Regions from separate parts of the Mus musculus genome. Here region 1 is linked to region 2. The links are chromatin loops, found by intact Hi-C in ENCODE. Cell type or tissue: gastrocnemius. All regions are shown on one strand. Each heading gives the region's core, and the rest is flanking DNA. Links, peaks and the distances in the headings are about the cores only.

Region 1 (8,338 bases), core at 246-8,245, 300 kb before region 2:
GGAGTCATGGGTCCCTCCATGTATTTTCTTTGGGTGGTGGTTTATCCCCTGGGAGCTGCAAATCCCTTCAGCTCCTTGGGTCCTTTCTCTAGCTCATCCATTGGGGGCCCTGTACTCAGTCCAATGGTTGGCTGTGAGCATCCACCTCTGTATTTGTCAGGCTCTGGCAGAGCCTCTTAGGAAACAGCTATATCAGGCTCCTGTCAGCAAGCTCTTGTTGGCATCTACAATAGTGTCTGGGTTTGGTGACTGTATGTGGGATGGATCCCCAGGTGTGGCAGTCTCTGGATGGCCTTTCCTTCAGTCTCTGCTCCACACTTCTGCAAAACCCCCTTTTTGTTCCAGTGCATACATGTGCAGGCTGGAGGTCGGCATCTGTGTCCTTCCTCTGCCATTGCTCCCCACTGTATCTTCTGGAGACAGGGTCTCCCACTGAACTTGACTCACTGAGCGATCAGATGGCCTGACTCTTTGAGCTCTAGTGTAGTGTCTGTCTTTGCCCTCTTAGCAGCAGAATTACGGATTCGGTTGCAGAAGATTCCTGACTGAACCATCACCCCACCCCTCAGCGAACCTTACTAAATTTCTTCTCATGCTTCTGTGGTTCACACACATGGGCATGCAGGTGTGTGCTAGGAGGGCGCCAGGGGTCCCTCTGTGCCTTATTCCTGTCAGGCAAGGTCTCTTGCTGACCCTGAGTGCACCTGTTACCTTTAAGCTGGCTACCCACCAAATTCCCAGATCTACCAGTCTTCTGACATCCAGCGCTGGAGGCTGGGGTCACAGGTACAAGCAGCCATACTGAGCTTTCTTGTTTTTAATGTGAGTGTTGGAAGTTTGAACTTGGTGCCTCACGGTTATATAGCAGGTGCCCGTATCCACTAAGTTATCCCCTCAGCCTTCCAAGCTATACTTATTTCTATGAAACCCTTGCTCCTCTATACTAGTCTGGTGACACAAACCTTTTCCACAGCACCTTCTCTGCAAGCTCTGAAGTGCTGTCTCCATTAAATTTATTTTTTCCTATGTGAAGCATTTAGCGTAGTCATCTACTGAGCATTTGTTGACTGAACTGTAAGCTCAGTGAGCTGCTCCTATGTAAGACACATTCTTGATAAGGAATCTCGTTTTAAAAAGTCTAATGCATGCTACCCTAACATATGATATGTTACTGCAATACAGCCACTTAAGTAAAGGGGATGAACAGCCAGCAGGGCAATCCATCTCTAAGGAAGGAGTCTGAAATCGCTGTTTTTATTTGCTACTGACATTTTTATTGTAAGAAGTACAAATGGTAAGGCAAATGCACAAACCATTCTCTGGTTTGCTTTCAACCAATTCGGCTGGCATACAAGTGAGGCCAATGATAGTGACATTTGAACAATGGTTTTGAAAGGCAATGAATTCAATGACCAGACAATAAATACATAAATTTGCATTCTAGCACCCAGTAAGACATCCAGTTTCCAAAGGAGTATTGATCTGTTACCCTCCAAATTTCCTGCCGGTCTCCTCTCCTGCCCTGTGACATAGAATGAACACTGTAGCTCTCTCTAGGGAAGTCCCATGTTAAGATGCCTGCATGGAGCCTGGAGTCACCACTCACCTGAGCTGCTTTTGAAAATGGACATATATGAAATACCCTATGGCTAGAAGTTGTGGTCTTTAGATGGTATCGACACAAACCTCTACTTTCCCATTCTTGTAAGTGGGAAGGGCTTGGATAAATTGACCAGTATTTTCATCAGCTCCAAGGACGGGAGCAAAGGCCTTCAGCTCAGGGCTTTGAAGAGCAACCTTAGAGATATCCTTTTATGCTTTCCCTCAGGAAGGCTGTGTAGAGTTTGCTATATGTAACCTAGGTTGTTTCTGATGGTGAGTAACCAGGAAAGGTAGGGTCGCCAGAGGAGATACGTCACATTCACCCTTGGATACAGCACAGGGTTCACAGGCCATTCAGAGAAAGGTCTTGGGGGTGGGAGTGGGGGACCTGGCAGGCCAACCTGGTAACTCCATCTGGAGGGCACAGAGAAGAGCAGAAGCGACATCAACACCAAGACTCCTGCCCAAATGCTTTTAAGACTGTGTTCTAGGCAGTGATTTCCCACAGTGCTTTTTGACCCGCTGAACCCAAAGCACCAAAACAGAGCATCCTGTAGCAGTGTGAGCAAACGGAATGAGAGCAATTATGCACCCAGAGGGAACGTGTACCCTGATGTCTGCACCGTGAAATCAAAATGGCAGAACGAATTTCAAGTATGAAAAAGCAAGGTAAAAGCAGAGACTGCATATGGACAGCCTACAGCAGCCTGGAATGTTTTTTTTTTTTTTAACCTGGGACTATAGCCAACAGCGAACGCTCTGCATAATGACTGGGTTTAAAGATCAGGACGTACAGGAGAAATATGCTTGAGGGCTTTTCTGACTGACATCATGGGTTCATTCTGTGCCCAGCACCAGGTATTATCTCTTGTTGACTATGGCTAGCCAAAGGCAAAGTGGGGGCGGTGGCTAGGCCTAGGCAGGCATACTTGGTGCTGAAAGTATTTCTCATCACATGCTTGATGCCTAACTTTCAGCCAAGGAGATGGGAAGCACCAAAGGGACAGGTCAGGGTAGTGGTAGGGAGCACCTTCGGGAAGGAAGGTAAGATGCAGGAAGATGCAGATACAGTGTGGGGATGCTAGACTCTTGGGGCTGGCTTACACAACCTAGATTAGCATCTAATGGGTGTGATTTCTACAGTTCTAGGACCATGATTTCAGTCCAGAAAATAGCGAGTTCAGTGTCTAAATGAAGATTCTTTTTTTTTTTTTTTTAACCTTTAAACATTTCCTAGTCTAAGAATAAGTCAAACAAAAAGCAGCTTACTGTGGTCTACAGCTTTGCTGAAGCCTCTAGAAGCTTTAACAAGTCCCTGTGGGAATACAGAAACAATACACACTTTACAGTGAAGCCATATACTTCTACGCACCTAGAAGGGACAACCCTGTAACAGTCTCTACTGCTAACACGCACCCTGGGCCGTGGCACGGCACCCCAGCACACGATGCTCTTCTGTGCCTAACACTTGCCCGTTAACCTTCAGCTCAGGACAGAAACCACAGCAGGGCAACTGCCTTTTGAGTTGTTGGGGATTCCTAGGTTTTATTGCTAGGATGGACTGCTTCTGTATACAGAATGTATGCCTGGAATCTGAAAACACGGGCAGGAAGCCTCAAGGCATACGCTACCAGTTCTGTTCCTACAGAACACCCCTCACGCTGATCCCTTCTCTACAGTACCACGTGTTCCCACCGCTGCCCAGGACACCTACGGGGGCACGGGGGCACTACATTGCTCGGAGCAGCTCTCTTCACACAACCAGACAGGAGGCAGCACCTAGACGCCTGCTCTGCCTAGAATCCACTTTGCTGGCCACCTGGCACAGTCCCTTATTGAAGGCAACCTCTACATGCTACCTTAACATTTGCTATAATTAATACCACACTATGCTAAACAAATCTCTGCCAGAAGCAATAGCTACAGAGTTCTGCTGCTTTGCCTCTTTTAATGTAAAAAGACACCTAGACACCAAAAGTGTTACACTTAACCTACTGAAATCTAGCAGTCGTGTTAAAAACGCAGGCAGCTTATTTGGGGGCATCACTGAATTTTTTGTTCAAGACCATGATAAGGAACATTAAATCCAAGCCCTAATATCTGCCTTTAGTTGCACTTTCACAGGAATGGTGTGAGGCTTAGCAATAAATAATATACATGAATAATAATAGAAATAACTTATGTAAATGTGGGACTTGATAAAAAATCCCCATCTGCTAAGTGCTCTTTCTATTATGCTATTAATTCAATGTGCTAATACATTTATCACTGTTCATAGGAAAATAATGAATAAAGGAAATGAAACATACATGAATACATTGTTGCAAATAGGACCAGAGTGGAAAGATACTTGACTTAAGCACTGATGTCAAGAAATGGATTACTGCTGGGATCTATTTTAACCATCCAGAGACTGAAGGTCAAACTCAGAGATGCTGGCGACCACAGGAATATTGCTGGCTAATATATGTTATTGCATTTCATAGAACTAAAGATTATGAAACTTCAAGTAGAGCACAGGGTCCCCCGACTAACCTCAGCTCACAATAGAATCTGGCTGGAACCCTGCTTGAGTAAGAAATGATAGAGTGAGACATAATTCCTGACCATCACTGCTTGGCTATGTGTCCCCTGAAAAACCAAAGCCCTACACTCAACAATATAATGGCATTATTTGTGTGACCTGACAATTCACACAGAAGCTTCCTCTAAATGGGAAAATCCTCTTTCTGTTCAAGGAATAATTTGCTCACTAAAGGAGAAAAAAGAAGAAAGTAGAAAGTAACGAACTCCATGCGTTTGCCAATTGAAGTAGAAGAGCTTTTCAAACTGAGACAGTTTCATATCTTTTCCCCACCATGGATGTATCAGATAGAAAACAGTAAAGTCAGAATTTCTCCTGCAATTATACATCTCAACCCCCACCCCCCAGCAAAACTTTGAGTGGGAGACATTTCATATAGGGCTTGCATCTCTACACCAGAGCTAGCTAGCCTAGTGAGCAAACTGTAGTTATTGTAGCTCAGAGGACAGCTCTGTGTTTCTCGAGCACCCTGCTTCCTAAGATGGCACAACAGATGGCTGAGGTGCAGCAGGTCACTGGTCCTCCCACAATATCCTGCTTGGCCTGGCTCCGCTGCCCCGCCCCCTGTCATTCAGCAGGAGTAGGGGTGGGGTCAGGCTCAGGAACTCCAGAATGGTGGCAGACCCAGGGGACCCTTGGCCTTTCACTGAGGGGCTTAACCTGAGATCTGCTTCAGTGAGAGCAGAGGGTTGAAAGAATCGATTTCTCAATGCTTGAGCACCTGGTCTGTGTAAATGACTGAAACCTCCCTGCCAGCCTTTCTGGAGTGAAGTCAGGCAGGGTGTGTGTGTGTGAAGTCAGGCAGTGTGTGTGTGTGTGTGTGAAGTCAGGCAGGGTGTGTGTGTGTGTGTGTGTGACTCATAAGGAATAAACTGCTTTCTGCCATGGTGTGGTACTGTGTCTGTTCATCCCAGTGTACTGTCACTATTGGCTCAGGGGGCTGGGTCTCTGAGAAAAGTGTGAATTTAAAATGTAGTATAAAAGTGACCTCGAGAGTAGAAAAACCAAAGCCTTATGCAGGTTCCTGTCTAAACTGTAATGTTCATATGTACTATATAACTGTAATTTAGGAATTGGAATGTAAGAGTTTGCACTTGTAGTTTATGTGCGTGTAAAACATACCAGTTCTTCCAGTATTTGTCGAGCACTGTGGTTCTTTAGAAAATGGTCTGCATACTCAGTTACAGATGCAGTGCTTCCTTTGTTCACTTGAGTTTAGAAATGACAGTGTCAAAAGGTCATGGATAGTGAGGGGTGAACCGCAGCAGACATGTCAAGGGCTGTGAGAGTTAGGACTGTCCCCCACTCCCAACCCCGCAAGGAGTTTTGCCATTTCTAATGAAACCGTGCTGCTCACAGACGAGGGCCGGCTTCAGGGAAGTTTTTAGTTGTATGTCCTAGAATTTCAGGTTATTTGGGTACATCAAAAATGTCTCTTAAGTAAAGGCCTTCTTTATTGCTTAAACATCACTCTCAAGCCTAACTTAGTCACTCAGAACCTAGCTAAAAAGCAAAACATATAAGCTGTAGAATATTATGAAGGCTGTTAATTGTCTGAAGGAATATGCTAGGTGATAGTTACAGATGTGCAGGAAAATAGTTACAAGTACTGTCTCTAGAATACCTCTCAGTCTTGGTCAGGTTTAGAGTTTTCTCTGAAAGCGCCACCTTGTGAAACACATTGGGATAGAGGAATAAACCCCACACTGACCTTAGGGCGCTGTGAATTTTAAAACTGACTTCTGTCCAACCTAACCCAACCCAACCCAACCCAACTCCAAACTACCTTCCATCCCCACCATTTGAACTTGGAATTGCTGCAACAGTATTTTGGTAGATGCTGGAGGGGGGGAGCTTGCATTTATTCCCAGGTGGCTATTTTTTGGAGGGGTCAGAGGACCAGAGCACAGAGGTGTGAACATCCTAGTGGAAGTCCTCTCAAGTTACCTAACTTGCTGAAAATAAAACAAACTGAAACCAAAACAAAACAAGAAAACCCTAGCAGAAAACATGAAGAAGAAGAAGAAGAAGAAGAAGAAGAAGAAGAAGAAGAAGAAGAAGAAGAAGAAGAAGAAGAAGAAGAAAGAAGAAGAAGAAGCAGCAGCAATTTGGCACTTTATTAGAAAAATTTGAAAGATCAAATTGAGAGAAACATTTAAAATTGATATCCCCTCTCTTTCAGAAGACAAGAGAACAACAACAAAAATAGTTTTGGCTTACTGGCTTATTTCCTTAAACAAGACCAACAAAGCCGAAACTGAGTTAGAGATGTTTGAGATATGCAATCCTACCTTGCAGAGGCGGGAGGCTGTGGGCACCAGCCCCTCCTGGCCTGTATAACTGGACTGAGCCTGTCCATAGGAAGGAAACTGGTGGGAGACGAAGGTGTCCTCATTTGAGACCACTATCACTAATCATTCCAGGACTCACACCTTGCACCAGGCAGCTTCCCCACTGTGGCAGATGAATGCACGGACACCTTCCTTAGGATGTACTTGGATGTAAGTATGCACAGGATAAGGGGTTTTTGTAAGGATGCACATGATCCCTTTATCATGGTTTTTGGATAAGGCTTATAAGTTGTCTATTCTCAGCTGCACGAGAGGCAAAGGCCTTTTAAACTTTAATTTTGTATAGATATTCTTAGGCATATATATGAGTAGAGCTTCAGATGGCTGCTTTCTTCCTATGAAACAAGAAATACAGAATTTGTGTATTTTGACATACCTAGTCCATAAGTGCTGAATGTGCGGGATGACTTATAATTATACTTAATTATAATTCTTAGAATATACTTAAAGGCAAACAAATATGGTTAACAATTTATGTAAAAATTAAAATAACCTTAAACATACTGTTGCCACTTTTTTGGTAATTTTTAAAGATTAAGAAATTATACAATGTCTTTAATTTCATGTTACAAGCAAGCATGTATTCTTCCAATGGCTATCCATATGTGCTTACACAAGTGTCACACTGGGATGGGGATTTTCAATGTTATTCTTTCCTAGACTCTACTATGTGACAAAAGTGTGCTTTAAGAAAATGTGAGCCACTTCTGTGCTCATCATAAAAAATAGTCAGCTGTCATGGTGGTGCATGTCTTTAGTTTTAGCAGGCAGATCTACATGAGTTCAAGGCCAGCCTGGTCTACACACTGAGTTCCAGGATAGCCAGGGCTTCACAGAGAGACCCCATCTCAGGAAAAACAAAACAAGACAAGACAAAAAGCCAAAACCAAAATCAGGTTTTCTCCAGAAGAGGAGTTCTTTGGACAGAAGATTGAAACAACTGTGATGTTTGAAAGTTGACATGATTTAACTCCCACAGTGACGATGGCTGTGACTGGCTTTAGTAGTCACAGCTTTTAATAAAGCAGCTATGTTTACTTAAAAGACAAGTTCAGGACATTCTTTAAAACTCAAAATGCTTGCTCCTGACTTTCTCAAGCAAGTTGGCTAGCACCCATTGCAGGGTGGACGGCACAGCTTTCTATTCAAAGGAAAGTATTGTCTTTGAGATAGCAGCACCCTGTGCAACTTGGGGTCTTCATTTTTACTTAGCACGACCATGTGGAGGTCCTATTTTTAAGTGAGCTTCTGAGCTGAGTTTAGTAAATCACTTGGGGCTAAATTCAAGTCTACTGGTCAGAGAGTGGGTCCTGAGAGAAAAAACATGACAAGCTGGGGGCAGAAATGGCCCCGTGCTACCTGAACAGCTTCTCCATGGCTTAACCGTCTGTCGTCTTTAAAGAGGGGCTGAATAGGAGGCGGCGGGCCACTGGGTGCTCTCAGGTACTCGGCAACTGTGTTTCTAAGGCTGTCAGGTTAGGACTACTCACCTGTGAGGTTAGGGGGTCTAACTGGAGAACCCGCCCTACCCTCTTTAAGAGGTTGTTGTAACTCCAGCCAGTCCTGTAAATGGTAGAGTCTCTGGAACCAAACCTTGAACAGAAGCTATTCGGTATATTCTTGCCCTAGTCTCACTAAAAGCTGCTTCAGTGGAACCTCAGGGCAGTAGGGTCTCCTCAGTGAATCAATGGTTAGATTCTGACAAAGACCTGTGACTGGATGAGGCCATCTAAGGATAAGCGGCACACAGTAAGCTCTTCAGTTTACTCTATGTTTCCCTGGGCTACTAAAGACCCCAATG
Region 2 (8,338 bases), core at 126-8,125:
GGAGGGCAGAAAGCTACATTTTAAGTTAAACTAATAATGACTGCCCCACTTCAATTGTTGTTGTTGTTATTATTATTATTACTTTTGCTCAAGTGTATAGAAATAGTTGGACTATTCTCTCTTTCCATGTGTATTAAGCTTTGCTCAGTGAGGTTCCACACTCAAGTTAGAGAGAGAAAAATAACTGGTGGCTACATTTAGGCTGTGTAAATGGACACTTGACATTCAGAACGGGATGATCTGAAATAGACATTGATTGGTATTCATCTTTGTTGTGTGTACTTTTATGCTAAGGCCTTTACTCTGGGAAAGTGGCTGTGTTACCAGCCCCCTCTCAGCTTGCCTTGAATCCATGGCTAAAAGACACATACACAGTTTGCTCCTTTTCAACTTTCTTTAGGACACAACTGCTGGGTGTTACTATCTCCCATCTGGAAAAGCATGTCCTTAATAATATTTCTATCTTCTCTCTTCCCACCTGCCCTACACTTCAGTGGCTAGTCCCACCAAGCCCCACCTCCTCCTGAGACCTCACATGACTGTTGGCTTCTTCTTCCCCCAAAGCACGGCAGAAACTCCTCCTCTCCTCCCTTGCTTTTCCTTGCCTCCTCCAGGGACCTAGAAGTCTCACCTGTCCCTTCCACCCAGCAATTGGCCCATGGCTTTCTTTACTGACAGATCAAGAACCAACTGGGGAATAGGACAGCATCAGAACCACCTCCTACAGATCTTGACCAAGAAATTATTCCATCATTTGTTTGATTTTCCCAATAAAAAATTAGAAGTGTGTTTTATTTTGAGAAAGAAAAAAGAAAAGAAAGCAAAATAGAAACAGTTTTAACCTAGCTCTCATTTTTTCTTGACTGGAAAAGACAAAGTGGCCACAATCGATTAAGGAAATGACCATTGTTTTCATGCCTTGAATTTTGTGAAAGATTTTTAGCTTTAGTTGTTTTCAAACCTTATTTTTAATGATGGTTCTTAAATGCTTTAACCTCCTTTTTAGCCCACCACCCACCAGAAGTTGTGGGAAAGAAAGGATGGGGCAGGGAGTAGATCTGTTTTGAAAGGCTACCTGGAGCAACTCCCATCTGTATTATCTGGAATATAATATCAGCAGTTCAGTTCCCATATTTGCAGGGGCAGCTCGATCAACTCGAAAACATAGATACATCAATAGTCCAGTTCAGTAGAGTCACCATAGCAAACAGGAATCAGCAGTGGTGGCACTATCTGTCAGAGACAACCAGGCCTCTGCCTTGGCTCGAATGAGCAGGAGGTACCAGGAGAGACAGCAAGAGAAGTCCTTGGCTGTGCCTCTCTCAGGGAAGCGAAGATCAATGAACAGGCGTTGCACAGCTAGCTATACCAGCAAGCCAAGCTCTGTCTCCATCACTCTGTGGAGTTCTATTTATACCCTCCAAATATCACGTGTCCTCCATGTGCCTTGCATCAGCACATGCATCCAATCAGCCTGAGTTTGCAGAGTCCCAACAAACTACACAATGTAAGGCGGACCAATACATGTGGTTAGCAAAGAATTCTTCATCACGTGTCCTTTCACGTGCTTGCCTTAGCAGAACATCTCTCTCCTGTGTCTGCTTCAGTGAAACGTTCCTTTACAAGTCTGCCTTAGTCTTTCACCAGTGTTCACTTCAGGAAAACACTCCTTCACATGTGCGCCCCAGTCAAACATCATCTAACACAACTGACTCTACAAAGAACACTTAAACATCTGTTTTAGCTTTGCAAGTAGACGTCTTCAGCAGATAAAGGGCACAGTGGGCACTCAGGGGTCCCTGCTTACTGCAAACCCAGTTGTGTTGACTATTTAACTGTGTGGTACATGAATTGACTTTGAGAAAAGCAAAACGCTTCACTTTCTTCCTGGTGTTTTTGGGAGGGTAAGCTAATTTCACATGTGCCAATGCTCTTAGAGATCTGAGTTTCAGAGCCAGCACGTACTAACCCTGAAGGAATCCAACACACAACAAATACCCAGTTATGTGTGGTTCTCAGTATGGTTTTCATGTGGCTTCAAATTGAACTTCCTGCAATAGTAATAAAGGCAACAATATCTATAGCAATAACTTGTAATAAAATTAACATCTATTAAGTTTTTTTTTTGTTTTTTTTGTATGTGGGTACCATGGGAAACACTTTATATGGATAGTTTTATTAAATCATATAAAATCCCAGAAGTAGTGGCTATATTAAGTCTTATTTTATGGTGAGGAAATTAAGTAATCTCCCCAAGTTCACAGAGCTATAGAATGCCAGAGATAGGATTTCAGGACAGTCAGTCTGTCTCCAACCGTATCCAACCTACCCTTTTGTTCTAGTGACTAATGGATTTACAGTGCCAGTCGGGATATGTTCAATGGGGATGCATTTAGTTAACACATAGGAGGATGGGGGTAGCGAGATTGAATAAAGGCTGAGTCAATGGCTTTGACTTCATTGACTCTTACTCGACTGGGCTAAATGAGCTCAGCCGACTCGGTGTCTCAGCGCACTCAGGAATGATGAAAGCCTTGCCCCCGAGTTAAAGGCTGTTGGTCTGGGAAAGAAGAGGCATTAGGAGGCTCTTCTGTTGGTTGTGGGATGGAGCAGATTCACAGAATAAAGGCCAAGAACATTCGAGTGACAACCTGTGCCCGTTAAGCTCACTGACAGCCAGAGCAGAACTTGTTCATTTACGGGCACCATTGAGAAGCCCTTATTATTCAACCTGTGTCTCCAGGGAAAATGTTTTCACCATTTAAAACAAAAAGCAGTTTGTCTCCACATCAATTTAAATCTTGTCGAAATGATGACGAGTCTTCACAGACCCTTTCCTCCATTGTCATCAGCCTTTGGGAAAGCTGGATCTTGTCCTGCAATTCCAAAGTGTGTTTTGAATTTGATGCGCAACCCTGAGTCCATTGACTGTGGATCAATTTGAACTTTTTTCCAGCGCTGCCTCATCTTACTTTTTCTAAGAGATACAGACAAAAGGAAAAGAAAGAATCTGCCTCAAAGGCCCCCGGAATGAGCCCCCCCCCAGCTGGCTTTCTCTGTAGTTGTTGTCATCCCCGAGAAATGCACGTATGTGTTGCAAACAGCGGGAGCTGTGGCATGCTCGCTGAGGATGGGTCCAGCCTCCCGCAGGACTGTGTGAATGGAATTCAGTATACACTGCAGCTTACAAATATTGTCCATTGTCATTTGTCCTCAACACTTGATAGATCAGTTTAGTCCAGAGCTCACTGATACGGAAGAGATATTGACTTGTCCCATTGTACAAACACAGAAAGGCCCAACCCCAAACCCTTGCCTCTGACCCCGAGCCCCATGTTCTATGAGCTGTGGGGTTGAGACAAGAAACTGCTAGAGCCAACAATGGCCCTGACAACCATACGTTATTGACTCAGACTGATTGGAAATTAAAGCACCAACCCAGGAGGAAATCCTGTACAGAGCTCGGGGTGTGCTCGGATGCTCTGTGCTGACGATCTCACTGAGTCATTATTCTCTGAAGAGAAGCAGACAGCCTACCAAATGCTTTTTGTCCTCTTTCCTTAGTGAAGTTTGGCATTGACTAAGGTGCCATGAGACGATGAATGTTTCATCTCTACCCTCCAATTCATATGACTTTTGGGAAGCCTTGTAACTTCTGGGTGTCTCCATTTAATTAGTTTGTGAGAAATGAGCAGTTCTATTGCTCACTTTCTAAATCATCCAAGACAGCTCTGGACTGTGATATGGACATCCATCCATGGGTTTAGGGCTGAGGTGAGATGCTGAGGAAAGCAGGCACTCACTTCTTCCCATGCTGGGCTCATCCTTCCTTAAGAATTGGGTAGCTCTTTGCATCCAACAGACAACAGTGTAGTACAGATCTGTCCTGTCTTGTTCTAGGTATCTTCCTTCCCCAAATATTATCAGGAACTTTCCCAATAGCCAAACAGACCTTGGGAGGTTGTGTTCATAAGGTAGCTTGTACTCCCTCTGCTGGCTGGCTTGTATTTCTACTCCTTAAAGGTTGTTTACTTTCAGTAAAGGAAATTTATTACGGGTGTTTTTAGTTTTTTGTGAGTACAACTTAGACAAAGCTTTTGATACTGTGTTTTCTGTGTCTGTAAGACTTACCATTTTCTTTAGCGAAAACAATATAGTCCCGGTCCGAAAATGTTTTATCAAGGTACTGTTAGTAAGGTTTAGCATTGCTAGCCAACTCCAATTAGTGACGTGAGATAGGAATGAAAGGACCATGAAGTATTAGCCGCTGCCATAAAACACTGAGAGGCTGCTCTAGGAACACGAGAAGAATCTGATTTTAATGGCAGCCTGAATCATCAAAGATTTGCTCGAATTTGTCAATTCGTAGTAATATCATGGAGCTATCATGCCGAGAGACTCAAGCTCTACATTCTGCTTGTGTTCTTCACTGGGTATGCTATAATGTTAGGCGATATAACAGACAGAAGAAATGCTATCTTGAAGAGAGTTCTAGCCAATGAATATAAAATGAGAGAATGGGAGTTCTAGCATTGTTTGCAGTTGCTAATTGACTAATAGTTCTCAGTGTGGGCATCAAAGCCCACCAGCCAGCCAGCTCTCCATGTGCTTCCTGGTGAGAGAACAGACCGCCACCTGTGCAGACGCCAGAGGTGTGGAATCAGAGATTGATAAATCCTTGGATCCAGGTGCCAGTAGACAGGAGTGCCAAAGGGCCCAGCCAGGAAGAGAAAGGGGAGTTGTCAGTGCTGCTTCTGTTGGCTGGGTTTTGAGCTCTGCTAGATAAATTCAATTTTGCCAAAACTCACGTAGTCTTAAGAATTTCTTCTTGTATATAATTTTGTATATTCATTTGATTTTCTATTTCGTTTAATCTGGTTTACCCTCTTAGAGCTCATTATAGGCTTAGATTAGAACTGGATGATAATGTGAGAAACTATTACAGATAAAGGTACTTAAGAGATGACTGGTTTTATGTTGTTGCCTCCTTCACCCAGGTACTGGGCTAGTTTTCCTCACAGGATTTATTGAGCACCTACTATGTGCGGGGCAGTTCTTACACACTGCTCCTTAACTCCTCAAAGGATACATTGTTCCTGTAACCTCAAAATCGTTACCTTGATTTTGCAGTTGAGGACAATGAGGTCCTGAAAGGGACAACCATTTTCTCCAAGTCACTTAGTTACTTGTGAAAACTGAGCTGAAGCCATACACTGAGCTCTTTTTCTCTTACCACAGGATACTCATTCACTATCTGCCTGCACTATTGCAGTTTTCATTATGTAATCAAAGCATCATTTTCTACACTGAATTTGAAATGAAATGGACCACGGGACTTGAGTTTCAGTGTGAGTTATAAGATTCGTTGCTTTGGGGTTAGCTGTCCTCATGCATAGCTATTTTGGCAAGCAGATGGAAGCGCATTTGAACATTAATAATTAAAGCATTGGGAACAGTGGTTCTCAACCTTCCTAATACGGAGACCCTGTAACACAGCTCCTCATGCCGTGGCGGCCCCCAGTCATACAATCATTCTGATAACTGTGATGATGCTACTGTGATGGATGGTAAATATCTGATCTGCGGCCCTAAGGGATCACGACCCCCATGTTAACAATCACTGCTTTAGAGGCTAGGAAGGCTGAGCTGGTAAAGTGCTTGCTCTAAGAGCATGAAGAACTGGGTTCAAGTCCCAGCATCCATGTGAAAACACATGCAGGGCTGCATACAATTGCAACCCCAGGGCTTGTAGGCAGAGACACAAACATCTCTAGGGTTCCCTGGAAAGACCTAGGGACCAGTGAGAGCTTTTGTGTCAATAATGTCTAAGCAACAACACATTGGCTTTCCCTCCACATTCATGCATGCACATGTGCATGTACTCCTGAACACACACACACACACACACACACACACACACACACACACACACACACACATACACACACACACACACACACATCTTAACCACTCCAAAATCTCAACTAATTTTTAATTTTTTCAGGAGAAAATATCCCTCATCCTTTAACATTTGGAAATGAGCCTTGACTGTGGGTTTTTTTTCCCATGTAATTAATAATAGATTTTTAAGGTACTTACGATGATTCTGGGAAGTGTTTCTTAGGTACTAGACCTCCCACATGCTTAGAAAACAATCACGTTAAACTTTCTCCCCTCCCCCTTACCCTCCCTTCTCCCTTACTCTCTCTTCTTCCACTCTTCTTCCAGTTCCCTCACATCCTCTTTCTCTCCCCTCCCTCTCTCTCTTCCTCCTCCCTCCTTCTTTCTTTCTTTCTTTCCTTCTTTCTTTCTTTCTTTCTTTCTTTCTTTCTTTTTCTTTCCTTCTCTCTCTCTCTCTCCCTCCCTCCCTCCGACCCTCCTCTCTCTCTCTCTTCCTTTCTTTCTTTCTTTCTTTCTCCCTCTCTCTCTCTCTCTCTCTTTCTTTCTTTCTTTCTTTCTTTCTTTCTTTCTTTCTTTCTTTCCTTCTCTCTCTCTCTCTCCCTCCCTCCCTCCTCTTTCTTTCTTTCCTTCTCTCTCTCTCTCCCTCCCTGCCTCCCTCCTCTTCCTTCCTTCCTTCCTTCCTTCCTTCCTTCCTTCCTTCCTTCCTCCCTCCCTCCCTCCCTCCCTCCCTCCCTCCCTCCCTCCCTCCCTCTCTCTCTCTCTTTCTTTCTTTCTTTCTTTCTTTCTTTCTAGTAGCTCTAGGGATTGACTTAATTGAGTGCTTAGTGCATGCTAAGCAATATACGGTCACCAAGCGACAACACAGGCCTAGACATTTTGTTTTTGAAGTGACTGGCTACCATTAGAGGAACTTGAACACTGCACAGACTCAGCAATGGTGTGTAGACCTAAAGAACAGTCTACGATGACTGATTCTTTATTACAGAGCAAAAATTATTTGGCTAAGTTAATTATGGGGCTACAACAAATAAATCTAACAGTGATGCCACGGGCTATGAACTCTGTGCATCCCCAAAGGGCCATGGTTCTTAGCTTGGTTGTCCATCAGAACTAGCTGAAGTGGGTATAAGTGACTACACAGTGCCGACACAGTACCCAAACTTCCCAGTTCTCTAGATGATGATTGAAGGCGTTGTAGTATCTAAAGTTCTCCAGATGGGCATTCATGTGCTCTGCTGTCTTTAATACCCAAGTACATTGTGTACTATGAAGAAATGCAAAATTATTTACTTTTTGGTCAGGGGTCTCATTTGGAGATGGGAGGCCATGGGAAGGTCTGCTCACTGGCTATCTTAGTTTGGTTGCTATTGCTGAGATAAAACACCAAGGCCAAAATCAACTTGAGGGGGGGAAAGATTATTTCATCTTGAGATTCCAACCAAGTCACCACTCCCTGAAGTAAGCAGAGCAGATATCTGGAGGCAGGAACTAGAATGAAGGCCACAGAGGAACACTGCTGACTGAATTGGTTTGATCAGCTTTCTCATAGACCCCAGGATCATCTGCTCAGGGACAGCCCTGCCCACACTGGGTTGGACCCATTCACATTAATCATCAATTAAGAAAATCATTCATAGGCCAAATTGATTGGGGCGTTGTCTCACTTAAGGTTCCCCATTCTCAGATGACTTGACTTTTTATCACTTTCACAAAAAACAAAACCAAGCAACAACAACAACAACAACAACCCAAACAACCTAGCCAGTAGTCTGGGCATTCCAGAACTCTAATTGGGAGACATTTCTCTATGCTACTATATCAGGGGTTGAACAAAGATAACAAAGAGAATTTGCCAGATAATTGTAGCCCCAAAGGCTATGAAAACTTTCTAAAATGATACCCTTTCTGATGAGAGATTGCATATACATCCAGACACCATGACTTGTATGACAAGTGCTTTATAGGGGCCCAAAAAACACAAGAGTCTTTAGAGAAAATGAGGCACGGAGGCCTCCTGTCTTTCTCCTCCATTTTGATCTTCTGAAATGCTTTGGTTGATGCCTGGGGTTGATCAAGATGTGATGATGTCACCTGCATGACACAGAGTGACACTTCTCCAAGTGAAGGTTCAGAATGACTGATCTCAGACACACTGACTTTCTCCAGCTGACGGCAAACTCTGTTTTCTTGTGACCCTGTGGACATTTGTGTCAGGACGACTCAGTTTCTTTGCTTATCTGATCTGAGCTAATTGTGGAGTAGGCTTGCTTTCTGGACACTGTAGCATTTTACCAAGAAAAAAAATTAGCTAGCATGGCTCTTTCTAACTTATCAAAAGCTGCCTGAGCTGGGCTACACTGCCGATCTAGACAGTCACGGTCAGTGTAAACATTTTAATTATAATTTGGACATTTGGCTTTCATTAAGAGATAGAGAA

The links. Peaks named below come from ENCODE experiments on the same cell type or tissue, not always from the same donor. Only the 100,000 strongest peaks of a DNase experiment are listed, where the experiment ranks them.
Region 1: it touches region 2 in a loop (4-fold over the local background); 18 of 42 quality-filtered maps call a loop at or near these places.

The regions. Positions count from the first base shown.
Region 1 is chr5:3,523,922-3,532,259 of GRCm38, reverse strand. It overlaps Cdk6 (cyclin-dependent kinase 6), which reads right to left. Exons shown (of 8, transcript NM_009873.3): 8 at 1,252-8,338. Among named protein-coding and RNA genes, the nearest start is that of Fam133b, 16 kb to the left of the region's middle. In gastrocnemius, for the core only: no CTCF peak of the experiment used is centred there; a DNase peak (open chromatin) is centred at 4,740.
Region 2 is chr5:3,219,661-3,227,998 of GRCm38, reverse strand. No RefSeq gene overlaps it. Among named protein-coding and RNA genes, the nearest start is that of Gm36548, 46 kb to the left of the region's middle. In gastrocnemius, for the core only: a CTCF peak has its summit at 4,004 (motif pointing left); a DNase peak (open chromatin) is centred at 3,970.